Linked DNA regions of Homo sapiens: region 1 is linked to region 2. The links are chromatin loops, found by intact Hi-C in ENCODE. Cell type or tissue: OCI-LY7. All regions are shown on one strand.

The links. Hi-C counts contacts between places; a loop is a spot of excess contacts. Peaks named below come from ENCODE experiments on the same cell type or tissue, not always from the same donor. Only the 100,000 strongest peaks of a DNase experiment are listed, where the experiment ranks them.
Region 1: it touches region 2 in a loop (2.7-fold over the local background); 3 of 110 quality-filtered maps call a loop at or near these places.

What each region holds. Positions count from the first base shown.
Region 1 is chr10:6,159,000-6,166,999 of GRCh38, reverse strand. It overlaps a transcript of PFKFB3 not described here. Among named protein-coding and RNA genes, the nearest start is that of MIR3155B, 11 kb to the right of the region's middle. RefSeq lists enhancers at 359-858, 2,578-2,687 and a silencer at 3,098-3,577. In OCI-LY7, no CTCF peak of the experiment used is centred here; a DNase peak (open chromatin) is centred at 3,219; H3K4me3 peaks cover 2,852 bases; H3K27ac peaks cover 2,133 bases.
Region 2 is chr10:6,009,617-6,017,616 of GRCh38, reverse strand. It overlaps IL2RA (interleukin 2 receptor subunit alpha), which reads left to right. Exons shown (of 8, transcript NM_000417.3): 8 at 4,721-6,928. The coding sequence ends at 4,745. LOC124902368 (a long non-coding RNA gene) reads right to left here and starts at 2,159. Exons shown (of 3, transcript XR_007062042.1): 1 at 2,086-2,159; 2 at 1,285-1,353. It overlaps LOC124902573 (small nucleolar RNA SNORA14), which reads left to right and starts at 423; the gene lies at 423-563. In OCI-LY7, a CTCF peak has its summit at 3,273 (motif pointing left); DNase peaks (open chromatin) are centred at 2,986 and 3,266; H3K4me3 peaks cover 625 bases; H3K27ac peaks cover 1,138 bases.

The DNA.
Region 1 (8,000 bases), 150 kb before region 2:
AAATTAGCAGGGCATGGTGGTGCATGCCTGTAATCCCAGCTACTCGGGAGGCTGAGACAGGAGAATTGCTTTAAACTGGGAGGCAGAGGTTTCGGTGAGCTGAGATCGCACCATTGCACTCTAGCCTAGGCAACAAGAGCCAAACTCTGTCTCAAATAAAAAAAAAAAAAAAAAAAAAGAAGAAGAAGGGCTAGGAGAAGTGGGAAAGGTGGACTGCAGTGGAATACTGTGACCACATTTGTTAAACTCAAAGTCATGATTATTCTTCTAGCAAGTCCAAGGGCACCTGGGCCCCTTGTTAAAGGGGCAATGGGCCGAAACAGGTGCTACTCAAGATCCGACTTGCGGTGAGATGGGAGGCTGCCTCCGTCTGAGAGAAGCCCTGGCATTCTCCTCTGACCAGCGACAATCTCCCTCTTCCCCTGAGGTAGACAATGACAAAGCTCAACAGGGCTGGGCAAACCCTCCAGTCCAAAGAAATCAATCAATACACAAACACTTTATTACTTCATGAATAACTGCAACATCATTGTTCACAAAGGAACCCATTCCACTAAAATAGATGCATTGAGTGGAAGGAGGAAGAGGCTCAGAAAAAAAAAAATACTAAGCCGGGCGGTGGCTCATGTCTGTAATCCCAGCACTTTGGGAGCCTAAGGCGGGTGGATCACTTGAGGTCAGTAGTTTGAGACCAACCTGGCCAAAATGACGAAACCCCATCTCTACCACGGTAGCTCACACCTTAATCCCAGCACTCTGGGAGACCGAGGCGGGCGGATCACCTGAGCTCAGGTGTTCGAGGCCAGCCTGGCCAACATGGAGAAAGCCTATCTCTACTAAAAATCACAAAAATTAGCTGGGCGTGGTGGCGGGGCACCTGTAATCCCAGCTACTGGGGAGGCTGAAGCAGGAGAATCGCTTGAACCCAGGAGGCGGAAGTTGCAGTGAGCCGGGATCGTGCCACTGCACTCCAGCCTGGATGACAGAGTGAGACTTCGTCTCAAAAAAAAAAAAAAAAAAAGTTGAGCCTGGTGATCCACGCCTGTAATCCCAGCTACTCACGAGGCTGAGGGAAGAGAATCGCTTGAACCCGGGAGGCAGAGGTTGCAGTGAGCGGAGATAGCACCACTGCACTTCAGTCTGGGCGACAGAGTGAGGTTCTGTCTCAAAAAAAAAAACAAAGACAAAGAAAAAAGAAAATAAAATACTGGGTACTAGGCTTATACCTAGGTGATGAAATAATCTACAACAAACGAGTTTACTTATATAACAAACCTGCACATGTACCTCTGAACTAAAACATTTACAAAAAAATAGACGCATCGAGAAAAGGCAAGGGCTTTGGAGTCTGGCAGATGAGAACTTGCATCTGAGCTCCACTATTCTCCCACTAACATAGGTAAACATCTGGCTCCTGCAAAGAACGCCAGACATGTTCATCCCTGCCGGCTCTGTGTAACTGACCTGAAATTCTCCACCTGGGAAAATCTGTTTTGTGCCCCCAGGGAGAAGGAAAGTCTAGCCTCTTCCTCATAAGGAAGTTGTGGGGAAAAGAGAGATCAGATTGTTACTGTGTCTATGCAGAAAAGGAAGACGCAAGAAACTCCATTTTGATCTATACTAAGAAAAATTGTTTCTGCTTTGAGATGCTGTTAACCTGTAACTGTAGCCCCAACCCTATGCTCACAGAAACATGTGCTGTATTGAATCAAGGTTTAATGGATTCAGGGCCGTGCAGGATGTGCCTTGTTAACAATATGTTTGCAGGCAGTATGCTTGGTAAAAGTCATCGCCATTCTCCATTCTCGATTAACCAGGGACACCATGCACTGCAGAAGGCTGCAGGGACCTCTGCCCAAGAAAGCCTGGGTATTGTCCAAGGTTTCCCCCCACTGAGACAGCCTGAGATATGGCCTCCTGGGAAGGGAAAGACCTGACCGTGCCCCAGCCAGACACCCGTAAAGGGTCTGTACTGAGAAGTAGTGAAAGAGAGGGGGCCTCTTTGCAGTTGAGATAAGAGGAAGCCTTCTGTCTCCTGCTCATCCCTGGGAATGGAATGTCTCGGTGTAAAGCAGACCAATCCCATTCGTTCTATTCTGAGATAGGAGAAAACCGCCCTGTGGCTGTAGGCGATATGCTGGCAGCAATACTGCTCTGTTACTCTTTGCTACACTGAGATGTCTGAGTAAAGGGAAACATAAACTTAGCCTATGTGCACATCAGGGCACAGTACCTTTCCTTGAACTTATTCATGATACAGATTCCTTTGCTCACATGTTTCCCTGCTGACCTTCTCCCCACCTGTTGCCCTGCTACACTCCCCTCGCCAAGATAGTAAAAATAATGATCAATACTGAGGGAACTCAGAGACGGCCACCAGTGCGGGTCCTTCGTATGCTGAGTGCCAGTCCCCTGGGCCCACTGTTCTTTATACTTTGTGTCTTATTTCTTTTCTCAGTATCTCCTCCCACCTGACGAGAAACACCCACAGGTGTGGAGGGGCTGGCCCCCTTCAGAAGTCTTTCAAATACTTCCAGACAGGGGTCAAGTGTGCCCAGTCCTGCCATGTCTGGGTTAAACATCCCCAATTCTTCAACCATGCCTCCTGTGACTTATTTCCTGACCCTTCACCCGCTCACTCACTCTCCCCAAATTCACCGCAGGCCCTGTTCATGAAGATTCGGATGGAGCCACAGACCCAACGCATACGAGGTCCTCAGGGAGTCTGTGTCCCACACTGGGGGCTAGGAGCGGTCCCCGGGTGCTCACTGGCGGCGCCTCCACCGCGGACCTGCCCCAGCCCCGCATCCACGCGCGGGGTGGGGTGGGCCGCCCACTTCTCCCGCGCCCTCAACCCACAGGGAAACGGGCTGCGCGCCCGGGCCGCCCCGCAGAGTCCAGATGCCTAAATCCCTCCTAGTCTGTTTCCTCATCTGCGGCCTGCACGCCCGCCGCAGCCACACCCAACGCCGGGACGCGCAAAAACACCTGCCGGGCCTATTTCCTCTCGGGTATTATTTACAGCCGCTCCCAGGCCTTCTCGGAAAACATCCTTTGCCGGAAACACAACCCCAGGTCCCCAGAGCGTAGGGGGCCCAGCGCCGGATCCACGCGGAGCTCACGAGCCGGACAGTCGCCGCAGAGCAGGCTGGGGCCGCGCGGCGCACGCCGGGAGGGCGCGCGACAGCACGTGAACGCGGCGTGCCGCACGGCCCGGGAAGGGCGGGGTGCGCGCTGACCGGCTCGTGCGCCGCAGGCAGCAGCCAATCCGCGCGGACCACCCCCAGGCCCCGCCCCCGCCGGTCCCGCCACGCCCCCGTCGGGCCCGCAGCTGCTCCCGGGGCCCGGGACCCAGCTGGCTTAGGCGCCCGAGGTGCACCTGGGAGGAAGCAGGCGCGGGGTGCAATGGAGGGTGGAGGCGCGCACCGTGCCCAGAGCGGGGCTCCCGGGAGCTGATGTCCCGTCTGGCCCCCCTACCTCCCAGCTGGGTCCCCACCTACCCGCCCTGTCTTACCGCCCTCAGCACAGGGACCTGCCTCTGTCCCCACGACGCCAGGCTCCAGGTGTATCTAGGACTAAAGAGTTGACATCCAGTCTATATAGGGTTGTGGGGGGTTACCTTAAAAGTTCCTTTTTGTTATTAAAAAAAGTAATATACACTTGTGCAGTGATTGAGAACAATAGAGGGAGGGAACATAAAATATTCGTGATGGAGTTCCCTTCCAGACTTCCCGTCTCTGGAGATATTTTCTTAAGCCCCAGGAGGCTTGGTCTTGGCCCCCACCTCTGCATTGAATGTCTGATCTCCCTCAACTCGGTGTCATCACACATGGGATAGGGGTCAGAGGTTATCACGAGGAATTTTATGTTGCTAATGAGTACAGCCAGTAGCAAAGGAGATTCAAGATGAAGACAACATTCCTGGGGAAAACACAGAAAGCAAATGAAAGATACAATTATGGGACGGGGGAAGGAGAGGAAGAACTCTGTGCTGCTGGACTGGAATAACTGATCCGTTTGAATTTACAATTTTAAAATGTTTCCCAGCTCCATCCATGAAAAACGCCCTGGAAACACGGACACTCCGGTAGCAAGAAGAGGCACACAAAAGCCCAGATCCAGCCTTCTAAGGACCATCCTCCACTGAAAGTACCCAGGGATCCTTGGAGGAGTGGCTGCTCCCAAGGCCGAGACTGGGAAGGACACAAGGAGCCTGGAACAGGAGTTAAGACAGAGCTCAAAAGCTGAAGGGGGCGTGTCAAGGACACAGCAGCCAGCCTGAAAGGGTTCTCACCCAAACTGGGAGTGGCTTGAGCATCAATTGAGTATGTCAGGAATGGATTCTAACACATGCAGTCATAATTTTAAAAATCCCGGAGTCCACATTGGTACTATTACTACTATTAATAATGATGATGAAATTAAAGCTAGTAAAAGGGAGGATGGGCAGGAAAGAGCTTCTTTACAAAAGAATGCCAACTAATAAATGTGGAAAGAATGACAAAAATGGTAAATAGCCATTTTACGGACACTCTGATAAGTGTTTCACTCAAGAATCATCAATAGATGCTAAAGCTATGAAATAAAAGATTATTCCTTGTATATACACACCCCAAAGAATTGAAAGCAAGGTTTCAAAGAGATGTTTGTAGACCCATGTTCGCAGCAGCATTATTGACAACAGCCAGAAGGTAGAGTAATCCATGTGTCCAACAACAGATGAATGGATACACAAAATGTGACTAAACACACAGAACATTACTCCGCCTCCAAAAAGATGGAAATTCTGACCCATGCTACAACGTGGATGAGCCGTGAGCACTTGATGCTAAGTGAAATAGGCCAGGCACAAACAGACAAATGTTGTAAGATTCCACTCACATGAGTTCCCTAGAATAGTCAGATTCAGAGACAGAAAGAATGGTGGCTGCCAGGAGCTGGGGATTGTGAAGAATGAGAGTTATTGTTTAATGGGTGCAGAGTTTCAGTCTTGCAGGATGAAAAAGTTCTAGAGATGGTTGGTGGTGATGGTTGTACAACACTGAATATATTTAACACCACTGAGCTGTATACTTAAAAATGTTGAAGATGGTAAATTATAAGTGTATTTACCACAATTAAAAATGTTTACATTAGAAATTAAAGGCCACCCTGGGCAACATAGTGAAACCCTGTTTCTACAAAATTAAAAATTAAAAAATTAGCCAGGCATGGTGGCACCCTCCTGTAATCCCACCCACTCGGGAGGCTGAGGTGGGAGGATCGCTTGAGCCCAGGAATTCTAGACAACAGCAAGTCCTGATGGCACCACTGCACTCCAGCCTGGGTGACAAAGTGAGATTCTCTCTCTCTCTCTCTCTCTATATATATATATGTGTGTGTGTGTATATATATGTGTGTGTGTATATATATATGTGTGTGTGTATATATATACATATGTGTGTATATATATACATATGTGTGTATATATCTATGACTCAAGGACATGACAAAATGAAATAAAATAATTTTTTAAATTTTTTATAAAGATTATTGGGAACAGGATATTTTATTCACACTTTGTGAGTGACTGCAAAGGATCCCTCCACAGATAACTTTTTAGTTACAAATGGGAAAAGTTACCTTTACAAATGATCCAAACAAATGGGATCCTCATATTGCTGGTAAAGAGTCACCCTATCACTGCTCCAGGCAGGGGGAACTTGCAGAGGCCCTGAGTCGTAAGTCTTGAGTGTTTGAGCAACAGAAAGAAGAGGCCAAATGAGGTCAGGCGCCGTGGCTCACACCTGTAATTCCAGCACTTTGGGAGGACAAGGCAGGTGAACCATCTGAGGTCAGGAGTTCAAGACCAGCCTGCCCAACATGGTGAAACCCCGTCTCTACTAAAAATACAAAAAGTAGCTGGGCATGGTGGCAGGCACCTGTAGTCCCAGCTACTCGGGAGTCTGAGGCAGGAGAATTGCTTGAACCCGAGAAGCGGAGGTTGCAGTGAGCCAAGATCACACCATTCCACTCCAGCCTGGGCTTCAAGAGTGAAACTCTATCTCAAAAAAATAAAAAAATAAATTAAAAAAATTTAAAAAAAGGCCAAATGCATCAAGGTTGGGAGATGACTGGAGAAGTGACCTGTCATTTCTCTTTTAACTTCTCATTTTGACGTAATTTCAAATTTAGAAAATTTTTAAGTAGTACAAAGAATCTCCATATATCTTCACTAGTTATTAACATTTTACCATATTTACCATATTTGCTTCATCCTCTTTTTTTTTTTTTTTTTTTTTGAGACAGAGTCTTGCTCTTGTCGCCCAGGCTGGAATGCAATGGCGAGATCTCAGCTCACTGCAGCCTCCACCTCCCGGGTTCAAGCAATTCTCCTGCCTCAGCCTCCTGAGTAGCTGGGATTACAGGTGCGTGCCACCATGCCCAGCTAATTTTTTTGTATTTTTAGTATACAGTGTTTCACTGTGTTTGCCAGGCTGGTCTCGAACTCCTGACTTCAGGTCATCTGCCTGCCTCAGCCTCCCAAAGTGCTGGGATTACAGGCGTGAGCCACCGCACCCAGGAAACTGCTGATCTTGTAACAGGTCAAAAGGGAACTCTTCATTCTTTCTTGCTTTCTGGACCTCAGGTAGAGAGGGTGGGAGCAATCACAGTCCTCGCCTCATCTCAGGCTCTCATCACTGATCCCTGAATGGCCCTCTTTTGTATTTGTTTGTTTAATATAACAGACAACTATGACCCCATCAGCCAATTGACATCTCAATTATTGACATTAAGTGACATGTATTTGTATATTCCCCCATCCTCTGCTTCTGCCTCCCTTCAAATGGAAGTAACCATTATCCTGAATCTTGTAAAAATACATAGTTTTATTATGTATATATTCCTAAAAAGCATTGTTTAGTTTTAGTTGTTTTAATTTTATTTTAAAAAGTATCGTAGGCCGGGCATGGTAGCTCATGCCTGTAATCTCAGCACTTTGAGAGGCTCAGGCGGGAGGATTGCTTGAGTCTAGGAGTTCAAGACCAGCCTGGGCAAGATGGCAAGACCTCGTCTCTATTAAAAAAAAAAACAATAGCCAGGCATGGTGGCACACACCTAAAGTCATAGCAACTGGGGAGGCTGAGGTGGGGGGATTGCTTGAGCCTGGCAGGTCAAAGCTGCAGTGAGTCACTGCACTCCAGCCTAGGTGACAATCCGAGACCCTGTTTCAATAAGTAAATAAATAAAAAGTACCTTACCATATGTAATGATTTTGATGTTTTTGGTTTTTGGTTTTTTGGTGTTTTGTTTTTTTTTTTTTTCCTCAGACGGAGTTTCACTCTTGTTGCCCAGGCTGGAGTGCAATGGTGTAATCTCGGCTCACCGCAACCTCCTCCTCCCGGGTTCAAGCGATTCTCCTGTCTCAGCCTCCCGGGTAACTGGGATTACAGGCATGCACCACCACACCCAGCTAATTTTTTTGTATTTTTAGTAGAGACGGGTTTCTTGACAGCTGGTCTCAAACTCCCCATCTCAGGTGATCCCCCCGCCTCAGCCTCCCAAAGTGCTGGGATTACAGGTGTGAGCCACCATGCCTGGTGCTTTTTTTTGTTTTTTTTAATTAAGACAGAGTCTCGCTCTGTTACCCAGGTTGGAGTGCAGTGGCGCGATCTCCTCTCACTGCAACCTCCACCTCCCTTGTTCAAGCGATTCTCCCTTCTCAGCCTCCCAAGTAGCTGGGATTACAGGTGCCCACCGCCACGCCTGGCTAATTTTTGTATTTCTAGTAGAAACAGGGTTTCACCATGTTGGGCAGGCTGATCTCGAACTCCTGACCTCAAGGGATCTGCCTACCTCCGTCTCTCAAAGTGCTGGGATTACAAGTGAGAGCCACAGCGCCTGGCCTGTTTTGGGATTTTTTAATAGTCATCAACAATATTGAGAGTTGCTGTCTATTTGAGTGTAGCTTATTTATAATATTGCCTTGTGTGAATATACTAAGAATAATTTATCCTCCT
Region 2 (8,000 bases):
GTGACAGAGCAAGACTCTGTCTCAAAAAAAAAAAAAAAAAAAAATTAAACGACCAGGGAAATGGGAAGGCAAAGGAGCCTCACATTCATTGAGCACCCACTATACACCAGGCTTGATGCTTGTTTTATAAACATTATTGAAATCTACCTTCTCAGAAACCTTTGGAATAGCTGTGGCCTAGAGAGATGCAACAGCTTGGAGAAGATGGCACAGCAGAGGCCAGCACTGCAACATGAATCTAGAGCCCATGATTTTCCCACCCAGCCCCTACCTATAGAGGACCCAGGGCAGCATCTATGCTGAGCTTTGCCTATCCTGTGCTCCCCACCCTCCCGTCCACAGAAGCTCACACCGGCATCCCCTTGACCAGGAATGTAAACCATGTGTGGTCTTTTTGCATTAACTCAGATTTTCAACCCTGCATGCATCTTAGAACATCCAGGAGACAGTCTTCTAAAATACCAGTGAGTGGCAAGATATGAGTAAATTCCACAGGAAAAGGAAGGCAGTCCAAAGGGCTGTGCTTCTCCTGTGGCTCAGTGTTATTCATAGCTGTGACATCTTTTAAGAGAGGTTTACAAGAGGGAAATCCTGTCACCAAAACCATTGTGACCCACTTTGAATTTGGGGGGAATCTTCATTTGCAACAATAGAAGAACAAATTTGTTGCAATAGGAAATATTTTTGTAGCTTATGTAGGTTGTTCAGCCAAAACAGCATAATAATTTAAAAAGTTAAAAGATAGCCCAGGAGTTGTGGCTCATGCCTGTAATCCCAGCACTTTGGGAGGCTGAGGCAGGTGGTTACCTGAGGTCAGGAGTTCAGGACCAGGCTGGACAACATGCTGAAACCCTGTTTCTACTAAAAAATACAAAAATAAGCCAGGCGTGGTGGTGGGTGCCTGTAATCCCAGCTACTTGCGAGGCTGAGACAGGAGAATCACTTGAACCCAGGAGGCGGAGGTTGCAGTGAGCCAAGATCGCGCCACTACACTCCAGCCTGGGCAACAAGAGTGAAACTCTGTCTCAAAAAAAAAAAAGAAAAAGGTAAAAGATATCAATGATTGGGCTCCAGTCAGAATGTCTGGGGTGAGCCCAAGACATCAGTACGTATTTTTAATTGAGATAAAATTCATCATTTAACCATCATAAAATGTACAGTTCAGTGGTGTCTTAGCCCATTTTGTGCTACTGTAACAGAATGCCTGAGACTGGGTAACTTATAAAGAACAGAGATTTATAAAGAACAGAGATTTATAACTTATAAAGAACAGAGATTTCTTACCATTCTGGAGGCTGGGAAGTCTGAGGTCGAGGGGCCCCCATGTATCAAGGGCGTTTGTGCTACGTCATCCTGTGGCAGAAGGCAGAAGGGCAAGAGAGTGAGAGACAGCAGGAGGGGCTGAACTCAGCTTTTATCACAAACCCACTCCTGCAATAACAACATTAATCCATTCATGAGGCAGAGCCCTCGCGACCTGATCACCTCTTCAAGATCTCACCTGTCAACATTGCTGGATTAGGGATTAAGTTTCCAACACCTGAGCTCTGGGGGATGTATTCAAACCACAGTAAGTGGTATTTAGTATGTTTGCAATGTTGTACAGCCATCCCCACTGATTCCAGAATACTTCCATCATTCCCAAGAGAAGCCCCACACTGCCAAGTTCCCCATTCTCCCCAGCCCCGGGAAACCACCACTCTATGTTCCGTCTCTATGGATTTGCCTATTCTGGACATTTCGTGTAAATGGAATCACGTGGCCTTTTATGTCTGGGATAGTCGTACGTTTTAAAGCCCCTCAGATGTATCTAATACATATGCATCCAGGTTTGACAACCCTACACCCGGCCATTGGTTTTCAAACTTGAACTAGCACCAGAATCATCTGTAGGAACATAAAGAAACGATAAATGTTTGAGATGATGGATATGCTAAATACCATGATCTGATCACTGTACCTTGTAGGTATCAAAGCATCCCTACATACCTCATAAATATATATAACTATTATGTGTCAACTTAAAAACATTTGTTGAAAGAATCATCTGGAGGCCTTGTTAAAGCACAGATTGCTGGGTCCCACCTGTGGAGTTTCTGACGCAGTCGTCTTGCTTAGGTCCAGGAATCTGTATTTCTATCAGGTTCCCAGGTGATACTGACGCTGCCGTTCCAGGGAGCAGACTCTGAGGATCACCGCACTAGGCTAACAGCATTAAGAATCAGGGAAGCTGGCCAGACTCACGCTTGTAATCCCAGCACTTTGGGAGGCCGAGGCAGGCGGATTACTTGAGGTCAGGAGTTTGAGACCAGCCTGGCCAACATGGAGAAACCCTGTCTCTTCTAAAAATACAAAAATTAGCTGGCTGTCATGGTGCGCACCTATAATCTTAGCTACTCGGGAGGCTGATGCAGGAGAATCGCTTGAACCCAGGAGGCAGAGGCTGCAGTGAGCTGAGATCGTACCACTGCACTCCACCCTGGGTGACACAGCAAGACTCTGTTTAAAAAAAAAAAGAAAGAAAGAAAAAAGAAAAGAAAGAAAAAGAAAAAGTAAACTCTAGAAACTCCCTCTGTCTCTCTCTTGATTATCCAGGGCCTCCCTGACCCCTGCCAGCATCCACTCTGGCCAACCCTGATACAAACTCCACAGTAAGACCCTGAGAAAATACAGATCCACTCCCCCAAAACCAAAGCCCTTAGCCCAGCCAGAGAGAAAAATAAAATATCTCTTCCCTTCTTATATGGGTCATCAGGTCCATAACATACTCCTAATTTTCCTCATGGGAATTAAAAAGTATAAATTACTGCAGTGCAAATGATAAGCCCCCTAGGGTTATTGTAGCAGGAATGATTCATATACCCGGCAGTCTACCAGTTTCTCTAAGGGGTTAGCTGACTCCTAAGGTGTCATTTTAGGCTTCCAGGAGGGGAAGGATGTGACGTGGCTGACATGTTGTACGTGTACTCAGTACTTGCATCCTCTCCTTCCTCAGGCTGAACACCTGACAAGCCTTAACACCTTGCAAGGATTTTTTTCATTTGTTAGTTTGAAGATCAAAAGCCTTCGGGCCCAGAGGACAAAGCTATTTGGAAGTAGGAATGGTTCAGTGTTTATGTTGTGAAACAAATAACTGTGTGAACCTATGTGAGTTCCCACAAGGTCTCCCAGAACTACAATCTTTGGGGAGACTCAAACATACATCTAGAAATGACCCCTCTAGTCAGTTTGTCCAAAAGCCTTCCTAGAATCTGATATCAACCCATGGTGCCCTCTTGTGGCAACAGAAATGCTGCATTTGAATTACCGAAAGATCACTGTAGCCCAGCCAGAGAGTTTTGGTTGGGGAAATATTTTTTGTTTGTTTCGGGCAATGACCAGGAGCCCGTGATGTGCTACAGAAGGCTCACAGTGGCTTGTGAGAGCCAGCGGTTAAATTTTCGGGACTTCTGCAAACTGGTTTTTAAGCATAGCCATTATGGAAAATTAAAGTATTTAGGCTGGGAGCAGTAGCTCCTGCCTGTAATTCCTGCACTTCGGGAGACTAAGGTGAGAGGCTCGCTTGAGACCAGCCTGGGCAACAAAGTGAGACCTTGTCTCTACAAAAACATTTTAAACTTAGCTAGGCGAGGTGGCACATACCTGTAGTCCCAGCTACTGGTAAGGGCGAGGTGGGAGAATCCCTTGAGTCCAGCAGTTCAAGATTGCAGTGAGCTGTGACCATGCCACTGCACTGCAGCCTGGGTGACAGATTGAGACGCTGTCTCAAAAAAAAAAAAAAAAATTAAAATATTTAAATTTACAATTTAATAAATTATATTAAAAACAAAGGCAAGAATTACTTACAACTGATCACTTCCTAATTATTTGCTACCTTTTACTGTTATCTTTGTTCGCTGGGTGGTTTACATCTATTGTGTCCGCATGGTGGAAATACCGTTTGACGGTGGCTACCGCGCATCTCTTCCCAACCGCGTGATCAGTGATGTCACATTGCCAGCTGGAAGCTGTGTGTGGAGGGAGGATTGACACCAGGGAAGACAGGCAACCGTCATCAGAGAGCTGCTTGTTAAACATCACCAGCACACCTCTGCTTGGAGTCTTGTGCTATGGGAACTCTGTGCAAAGTAGGGAGTAATTAGAAATTCCCATGAGCCAAATAAGAACTGGGAAAAGGCTAAGACCGTATTGTCCAATACAGTAGCCACTAGCCACCTGTGGATACTTAAGTGTATTTAAACTCAAATAAATTAAATACAATTAAAAATTCAGTTCCTCGGTTGCACTAGCCACATTTCAAGCGTTCCCTAGCCACAGGTGTCTGTGTTATCGGACAGCACAACTGCAAAAGATTTCCATCATCTCAGAAAGTTCTATAGCACAGTGCTGGCTAGAAACCAAGTGCTTTACTGCATGCACATCATTTAGCACAGTTAGTTGCTGTTTATTATTCCTGTTCCACAGCTATTGTCTGCCATATAAAAACTTAGGCCAGGCACAGTGGCTCACACCTGTAATCCCAGCACTTTGGAAGGCCGAGGCAGGCAGATCACAAGGTCAGGAGTTCGAGACCAGCCTGGCCAACATAGCAAAACCCCATCTCTACTAAAAATACAAAAATTAGCCAGGCATGGTGGCGTGTGCACTGGTTTAGAGTGAGGACCACATTTTTTTGGTGCCGTGTTACACATATGACCGTGACTTTGTTACACCACTACAGGAGGAAGAGTAGAAGAACAATCTAGAAAACCAAAAGAACAAGAATTTCTTGGTAAGAAGCCGGGAACAGACAACAGAAGTCATGAAGCCCAAGTGAAATCAAAGGTGCTAAATGGTCGCCCAGGAGACATCCGTTGTGCTTGCCTGCGTTTTGGAAGCTCTGAAGTCACATCACAGGACACGGGGCAGTGGCAACCTTGTCTCTATGCCAGCTCAGTCCCATCAGAGAGCGAGCGCTACCCACTTCTAAATAGCAATTTCGCCGTTGAAGAGGAAGGGCAAAACCACTAGAACTCTCCATCTTATTTTCATGTATATGTGTTCATTAAAGCATGAATGGTATGGAACTCTCTCCACCCTATATGTAGTATAAAGAAAAGTAGGTTTACATTCATCTCATTCCAACTTCCCAGTTCAGGAGTCCCAAGGAAAGCCCCAGCACTAACGTAAATACACAACACACACACTCTACCCTATACAACTGGACATTGTCTGCGTGGTTCCTTTCTCAGCCGCTTCTGACTGCTGATTCTCCCGTTCACGTTGCCTAATAAACATCCTTCAAGAACTCTGGGCTGCTACCCAGAAATCATTTTACCCTTGGCTCAATCCTCTAAGCTAACCCCCTTCTACTGAGCCTTCAGTCTTGAATTTCTAAAAAACAGAGGCCATGGCAGAATAATCTTTGGGTAACTTCAAAACGGGGCAGCCAAACCCATGAGGCAATGTCAGGAACAGAAGGATGAATGAGGTCCCAGGCAGAGAATCATACTTAGCAAAGTTTTACCTGTGCGTTACTAATTGGCCTCTTTAAGAGTTAGTTTCTTTGGGATTGCTATGAATGATACCCTGAATTTGGCCTGCACTAATTTGATGTTTACAGGTGGACACACAAGGTGCAAATCAATGCGTACGTTTCCTGAGAAGTGTCTAAAAACACCAAAAAGGGATCCGTACATTCAATGTTTATGCAAGGAAGGAAAGAAAGAAGGAAGTGAAGAGGGAGAAGGGATGGAGGTCACACTGGTAGAACGTAACCACGGAAAAGAGCGCATCAGGCCTGGCACGGTGGCTCAGGCCTATAACCCCAGCTCCCTAGGAGACCAAGGCGGGAGCATCTCTTGAGGCCAGGAGTTTGAGACCAGCCTGGGCAGCATAGCAAGACACATCCCTACAAAAAATTAGAAATTGGCTGGATGTGGTGGCATACGCCTGTAGTCCTAGCCACTCAGGAGGCTGAGGCAGGAGGATTGCTTGAGCCCAGGAGTTCGAGGCTGCAGTCAGTCATGATGGCACCACTGCACTCCAGCCTGGGCAACAGAGCAAGATCCTGTCTTTAAGGAAAAAAAGACAAGATGAGCATACCAGCAGTCCTTGAACATTATCAAAAAGTTCAGCATATTAGAATCACCGGGAGGCCTTGTTAAAAGAGTTCGCTGGGCCCATCTTCAGAGTCTCTGAGTTGTTGGTCTGGAATAGAGCCAAATGTTTTGTGTGTCTAACAATTCCCAGGTGCTGTTGCTGCTGCTACTATTCCAGGAACACACTTTGAGAACCATTGTGTTATTGCTCTGCACGCCCACCCACTCTCAACTCCCACGAAAAAAATCAACTTCCAGAGCTAAGATTTCGGTGGAAGTCCTGGTTCCATATCTGGTGCAAGATCTCCCCTCACGAATCAGTTGAGTCAACATTCTAGCTCAACAACATCACACGATTAACATTAACGAAAATTATTCATTTGGGAAACTATCAGCCAGTTTTCACTTCTGAAGGGGCAGGAGAGTGTTATGAGAAATCACGGCAGTTTTCAGCAGGGTCCAGATTCAGATTAAATAACTATTTTCTGTCATTTCTGTGACCAACCACATACAAACAGACTCATCTGTGCACTCTCCCCCTCCCCCTTCAGGTATATGTTTTCTGAGTAAAGTTGAAAAGAATCTCAGACCAGAAAATATAGATATATATTTAAATCTTACTTGAGTAGAACTGATTACGACTTTTGGGTGTTGAGGGGTCTATAAGATCAAAACTTTTCCATGATAATACTAAGATGTTATCGACCATTTATCTGTCCTTCTCTCAAAAGTGTATGGTGGAATTTTCCAGAAGCTATGTGATACGTGATGATGTCATCACTCTGCTGTTAACATATAATAAATTTATTGCTATTGTTTATAAAAGAATAAATGATATTTTTTAAAAAGTCTTGGTTTTTATTATAAATATGATAAATATTGCTAGCTATAATCTACATAACCAAAAACCTTTATAGTTTTTTGGTGCTTTTTTTTTGTTTTTTTGTTTTTTTTTTTTTTGAGATGGAGTGTTGCTCCGTTGCCCAGGCTGGAGTGCAGTGCACAATCTCGGCTCACTGCAGCTTCTGCCTGCTGGGTTCAAGTGATTCTCTTGCCTCAGCCTCCCAAGTAGCTGGGACTACAGGCACCCACCACCAAGTCCAGCTAATTTTTGTATTTTTAGCAGAGACGGGGTTTCACCATGTTGGCCAGGCTGGTCTCGAACTCCTCACCTCAAGTGATCCACCCAACTCAGCCTCCCAAAGTGGTGGGATTACAGGCGTGAGCCACGGCACCCAGCCTGGTATCCTCTATAGTTTTTAATAGTTTTAAATAACATGCAAAGATCCTGTGAAATGGCCAACAAGCACATCAACATCACTGGTCATTTCAGAAATGCGAATCAAAACCACAATGAGATACTACTTCATACCCATTAAGATGACTTTAAGAAAAAGAATAGGAATGCTCACAGATGGCTGGTAGGAATGTCAAAATGTGCAGCCACTGTGCAAAACAGAGTCTGTTTTGGCAGTTCCTCAAAAAGCTAAACATAAATTTGTCCTATAACCCAGCAATTGTATTCCTAGGTACACACCCAAGAAAGACAAAAACGTGTCTAAATACAAACTTGTACACGACTCTTTATAACAGCATTATTCATACTCACCAAGAGGTAGAAACACCCAAATACCCAACAACAAAGGGATGGATAAAGGCCGGGCATGGTGGCTCATGCCTGTAATCCCAGCACTTTGGGATGCCAAGGTGGGCAGATCATTTGAGGCCAGGAGTTGGAGACCAGCCTGGCCAACATGGTGAAACCTCATCTCCACTGTCTCTACTAAAAATACAAAAAATTAGCTGGTCATAGTGGCGCGCATCTATAATCCCAGCTGCGTGGGAGGCTGAGGCACGAGAATCCCTTGAACCTGGGAGGCAGAGGTTGCAGTGAGCCAAGATGGTGCCACTGCACTCCAG